Linked DNA regions of Homo sapiens: region 2 is linked to region 1. Evidence: read pairs that join two places in POLR2A ChIA-PET (ENCODE). Cell type or tissue: Caco-2. All regions are shown on one strand. Each heading gives the region's core, and the rest is flanking DNA. Links, peaks and the distances in the headings are about the cores only. Region 1 overlaps TPD52L2 (TPD52 like 2). Region 2 overlaps ZBTB46 (zinc finger and BTB domain containing 46).

Evidence for each region. ChIA-PET counts read pairs that join two places held together with the same protein. Peaks named below come from ENCODE experiments on the same cell type or tissue, not always from the same donor. Only the 100,000 strongest peaks of a DNase experiment are listed, where the experiment ranks them.
Region 2: POLR2A ChIA-PET joins it to region 1 with 7 read pairs; 22 of 35 experiments call an interaction of 5 or more read pairs at or near these places.

What each region holds. Positions count from the first base shown.
Region 1 is chr20:63,877,257-63,880,163 of GRCh38, forward strand. The region is part of intron 4 of TPD52L2 (TPD52 like 2); the gene reads left to right. Among named protein-coding and RNA genes, the nearest start is that of TPD52L2, 13 kb to the left of the region's middle. RefSeq lists an enhancer at 913-1,082. In Caco-2, for the core only: no CTCF peak of the experiment used is centred there; no DNase peak of the experiment used is centred there.
Region 2 is chr20:63,756,426-63,759,332 of GRCh38, forward strand. All of the region lies in intron 3 of ZBTB46 (zinc finger and BTB domain containing 46), which reads right to left. Among named protein-coding and RNA genes, the nearest start is that of ZBTB46-AS2, 14 kb to the left of the region's middle. In Caco-2, for the core only: no CTCF peak of the experiment used is centred there; a DNase peak (open chromatin) is centred at 1,572.

The DNA of each region.
Region 1 (2,907 bases), core at 236-2,735:
CCTCGTGATCCGCCTGCCTCAGCCTCCCAAAGTGCTGGGACTACAGGCGCCCACCACCACGCCCGGCTAATTTTTTGTATTTTTAGTAGAGACAGGGTTTCATGGTGTTAGCCAGGATGGTTTCGATCTCCTGACCTCGTGATCCGCCCATCTCGGCCTCCCAAAGTGCTGGGATGACAGGCGTGACCCACTGCACCCGGCTTGAGCAGGGTGTTCTAGGGACCCTGGTGGGCTGTGTCTCGGGCTGTTGAACAGTGACTTTGCTGGGCAGCAGATGGTTCCTAGGTTGGGACAGTGACGGTCATCCTTGCAGTTTGGGCATCAGGCGGACGCACAGTGCAGACTCAGTCTGAAAATAGTCTTAGGAGACTTCAGTGCTGTTTTGTAAAACCAACTGACATAAAGCTGCCGGGATCCTATTTCAAATAAATAGTGTTTTAGAGAGCTTATTACAACACTCAGCGTCCCGACCCCTCTGGAGAAACCTGTGGCTCAGCATGGAAGCATATGGCCAGTGCATCACCTGGCCGAGGCCATTCCCCTGAGTTCTGTGGCGAGAGCTGTCAACTGACGGTTCCAGAGTGGAAGCGTTTCTGCCGGGAAGGCCCAGGCCGAGGGCGATGGTTTCTGCCGGGACGGCCCAGGCCGAGGGCGATGGTTTCTGGTGGGAAGGCCCAGGCCGAGGGCGATGGTTTCTGCCGGGACGGCCGAGGCCGAGGGCGGTGGTTTCTGCCGGGACGGCCCAGACGGAAGGGATGCGGCTTGGGAGGTGGGGCCTGAGGATGTGGCCATGGCGCGTGCTCTTCCTGGCTGGTGCCTCTCCTAGTCAGCTTCAGGAGATGGGCTGTAGATGTACCTCCACTGCCCAGAGCTCTGCAGGGGAAGGCAGTAAAAGCTCCCTGCATCCTGACCCACGTGTTTGTAGATCCTTTCAGCTATTGGCGCCCTGGAGGATGGACGGGAAGGAGAACGTGGCCGGTGGGTGGAGGATAGCACTGGTGCCTGGCCCCATGAGGCTGCAATGCGGCCACATTCTCAGTGGGTCATGTCTGAATGCGAGAGCAGCTGTGTTCTGCGAGTGGTGAAACAATTGCCTGTTGCATTCTATTTATAGGCAGAGGTAACTAAAAACCTCAGTGCTGAGAGGGGCATCATATAGATCCTGCAGTTATGAGCTGGTTCACTTGGAGTTGTTTTGGTTGCAGGTGACAGAAAGCACGACTCAAGGTAGCATCAACCAAACAGGGAGGTGGGAGCACTCACCAGGCAGAGAAGTCCCTGCCCCCACTGCTGCAGCCCAACAGTGTGGCCCCATATGGGTCTCCCTGGACTAATGGCTGCGGCCTTGGAGGTGGTGTGCTCTGGCCAGGCCTGGATCACTTGTCCATCCTGAGTGGGAGTGGGGGCAGCCCCCAGAGACAGACTCAGGAGAGGGGGAGTGCAAGGATGTCCCCCAGATGCCCTGTGCTGCCCAGGGGACAGCTCACTGGCAGTGGGACGAAACCGCTGTCTGTCCAGGGCTCTCTTCCTAGAAGGTCTTAGGAACTCCCAAATGGGTGCTGGCTGGGGTTGCCCGGCCCGGTGCTCTCAAGGAGAGCTGAAGCTAGTTATTGGGTGCAGATGCTGGCTCTGACCCCTGCCCCTTCCTCCCGGGCTCAGCTTCCCCATCTGTCATGGAGTAATAACAACCCAGCCTTCTGGTCCACTGAGGAATGTGTGTGCCTGTGTGTTTGACGCTCTCAGAACAGGCCTGCAGCGCTGTGAGCCTTGGAAGGGGGCCTCACAGCTGCTGCCGCCACCTTGGAGGCCCAGGATGGGACTGAGAAGGGGAAGGGAGAGGTCAGAGCCACAGCTGTTGGGCAGGGACCTGCTGTAGGAAGAGAAGGCCAGGGAGGCGCTGGTGGTGGCCTCAGGCTATGCAGGTGATGCCCATTGTTTCCAGGGCCATCCCAGTTTGGAGGTTCCTGTTTCTAGAGGAGGTTCCCTTGTGACCCCCTCATTTCCACACCCGAGCAATGCTGAGGGCTGTGGGGCCCCCAGGGGCTTGAGTGTGGTTTATGGCACAGCAGGGACTGATCACAGTGGCACCGGGTGTCAGTGGCCAGTGGTCAGTGGCCAGGAACCCTCAGGACCCTCCTCCTTGTGTGGGTGGCATTTACCCACCCACAGGTCACGCTCAGGACCCGCATCTCATTCCGATCCTCCTTGTGTGGGTGGTACTTACCCACCCACAGGTCACGCTCAGGACCCCACATCTCATTCTGAAGGCCGGGCACAGGCGGTTGTTTTCTCTCCAACTTCGGTTTCCCCATCCCCACTCTTAGGGCACAAATGCAGGTGTAGCTTCCCCATGCCCACTCTTTAGGCACAAATGCAGGTGTAGCTTCCCCATCCCCACTCTTAGGGCACAAATGCAGGTGCAGCTTCCCCATCCCCACTCTTAGGGCACAAATGCAGGTGCAGCTTCCCCATCCCCACTCTTTAGGCACAAATGCAGGTGCAGCTTTCCCATCCCCACTCTTAGGGCACAAATGCAGGTGCAGCTTTCCCATCCCCACTCTTAGGGCACAAATGCAGGTGCAGCTTCCCCATCCCCACTCTTAGGGCACAAATGCAGGTGCAGCTTCCCCATCCCCACTCTTAGGGCACAAATGCAGGTGCAGCTTCCCCATCCCCACTCTTTAGGCACAAATGCAGGTGCAGCTTCCCCATCCCCACTCTTTAGGCACAAATGCAGGTGCAGCTTCCCCATCCCCACTCTTAGGGCACAAATGCAGGTGCAGCTTCCCCATCCCCACTCTTTAGGCACAAATGCAGGTGCAGCTTCCCCATCCCCACTCTTTAGGCACAAATGCAGGTGCAGCTTTCCCATCCCCACTCTTAGGGCACAAATGCAGGTGCAGCTTC
Region 2 (2,907 bases), core at 324-2,823, 120 kb before region 1:
AAAAGACTGCACTTTGAGAGCATCTCCGAAAGGGATCCAAACATCAACTGTTCTTTGTTTTTTTGTTTACAAATGTATTAGGCTGTCACTTAACTCTGTGTTAGAATGTGATGAAATTGTGATCTGTCCAGATTATTTTCAAAAACGTTTTAAGCCTTATGTAAAGTGCAAATACGTATACAGCTCAATGAACTTTATCTACATACACCACACATCGCCAAACAGGCACTGCGTGTTCCCAGCACCCTCGAACAAGCCTCTGGCCCTCCCCTAGTTGTAACCCCCAGAGAGCACCCTCTGCCCTCAATCACCACACGTTTTATTGCCCTAGGGCTTCGTATACGTGGGATCCTACCCTCGTGTTGGGCTTTCTTCACTAGATGTGGCCCGCACTGCTGCCTGGAGGAGGATGTGGTTGTTTGTGGTGCGTGGTACTCCATGACACCACTAAGCCACATGTCCATCCTGTAGATACCAGTTTGGGCCTATTGAACAATGGAGATCTGATGGCTCTTACATGTGTCTTTTGGTGACTTAAGTTCTCATTATTTCTGTTGGGCATGCCCTGGCGGGGAAGGGGGGCTTCTGGACCACAGGGTGTTCACCTGCTTGGCTTCCGCAGATATTGCCAATTTTCCAAAGATTTATGATTCCTCTCAAAGTAATTTTTGTGCTTGGTCAGAACTAGGGGTCAAGATTCCCTATTTTTGGGGAGGGGAACAGAATCTTGCTCTGTCACCCAGGCTGGAGTGCAGTGGTGCGATCTCAACTCACTGCAACCTCCGCCTCTGGGTTCAAGTGATTCTCCTGCCTCAGCCTCTCGAGTAGCTGGGATTACAGGCACTCATCGCTACACCAGGCTGATTTTTGTATTTTCAGTAGAGACGCGGTTTCGCCATGTTGGCCAGGCTGGTCTCGAACTCCTGACCTCAGGTGATCCACCCGCCTCGGCCTCCCAAAGTGCTGGGATTACAGGTGTGAGCCATCGCGCCTGGCCACGATTCACTTTTTTCCTCCATGTCAATGTCCAGTCACTCAGCACCATATCTTGAAAAGACCATCTGTCCCACATTGAGTTGCAGAGTGGGCTTTCTGGTGCCTCACGGGCCCTGGCGGCGTGTCTACCCTGCATCACCACCACAGCGTCTCCACGACGGCAGCACTAGAAGCCTTGATGTCTGCATCTGTCAGTCCTCCAGCTTTCTCCTTCCTTTCCAAGATCACCTTAGCCATGTGTAGGAACCCTGGCTTTTATTTCCAGGTTTCTGATGCCCTGACATCTGGGGTCTCCATGACCCTGCAGGAACTTCCCCTCCCAGTTCCTAGAGATAGCAGTCGGAATCACCTTTGAGTGCACCTTTCACAGGTGAACCAACCCATCCAGAGCTCACACTCCCTCCACCCGCCCCGTCCAGGGCTCACACTCCCTCCACCTGCCCATCCAGGGCTCACACTCCCTCCACCCGCCCATCCAGAGCTCACACTCCCTCCACCCGCCCCGTCCAGAGCTCACACTCCCTCCACCCGCCCCGTCCAGAGCTCACACTCCCTCCACCCGCCCATCCAAAGCTCACACTCCCTCCACCTGCCCATCCAGGGCTCACACTCCCTCCACCCGCCCATCCAGAGCTCACACTCCCTCCACCCGCCCATCCAGAGCTCACACTCCCTCCACCTGCCCATCCAGGGCTCACACTCCCTCCACCCGCCCCATCCAGAGCTCACACTCCCTCCACCCGCCCCGTCCAGAGCTCACACTCCCCCCACCCGCCCCGTCCAGAGCTCACACTCCCTCCTCCTGCTCCATAGGTTCTCACACTACAGCCAGTATCCCCTCCCCTAATCACCCCTGGGCCATACAACTAGACACAGCTCCTATGCCCAGAGCCTGCTGAAATTATTCAAATCACACAATCCCAAACCAGCTTACCCTGCCTTGCCCGTTCCTCCCCACAGAAACCAAACAAGGCTCCGGCCTGCATTTCCCCCTCTCCCTCTGCCTCCTGACTGACCCTGGTGCTTCCCCATGTGTCTCTGCCTGGGCTGGTGGGCCTGCTATTCTGGAAATTGGTGAGTGTAACAAACTTCTTCCCTTTATGAGTTATTTCTGTGTCTGTGTCCTACGACACCAGATTAACACAAATCCCCAGGTGCCCTTAGATCCCTATCCTAGATCCTTTGCATCTCCAAATATATTTAGCAGTCAGTTTACTCACACACGCACGCGCACGGGCACTCACACACCCCTCTGCTGGGATCTTAACCAGAATTGTGCTGACCCAATATATCAACTTAAGGAGAGTCACATCTTTTTTTTTTTTTTTTTGAGACAGAGTCTTGCTGTCGCCCAGGCTGGAGTGCAGTGGTGCGATCTCAGCTCATTGCAAGCTCCGCCTCCCGGGTTCACGCCATTCTCCTGCCTCAGCCTCCCGAGTAGCTGGGACTACAGGCGCCCGCCACCACGCCCGGCTAATTTTTTTGAATTTTTAATAGAGACGGGTTTCACTGTGTTAGCCAGGATGGTCTCAAATCTCCTGACCTCGTGATCCGGCCGCCTCGGCCTCCCAAAGTGCTGGGATGACAGGCGTGAGCCATGGTGCCCAGCGGAGATTCACATCTTAACAATAGTGAGTCTTCTCCTCCATGAACATAGTATCTCCCTTCATTTATCATTATCTTCTTTAATTTCTCCCAGCAATATTTTATAGTTTTCTGTGTAGAGGTCTTTGCATATTTTTTGTTTAATTTATTCCTAGGCATTTGATGTCCTATAAAATGAAACTCTGTTATTTATAGAAATACAATTGACTTTTGTATATTGAGTTTCGTACATTGGCTGTATATCCAGTATATTTAATTATCCTGTTAAAAATCTAAGTTTCTAGATTCTTTTGAATGTTCTATATG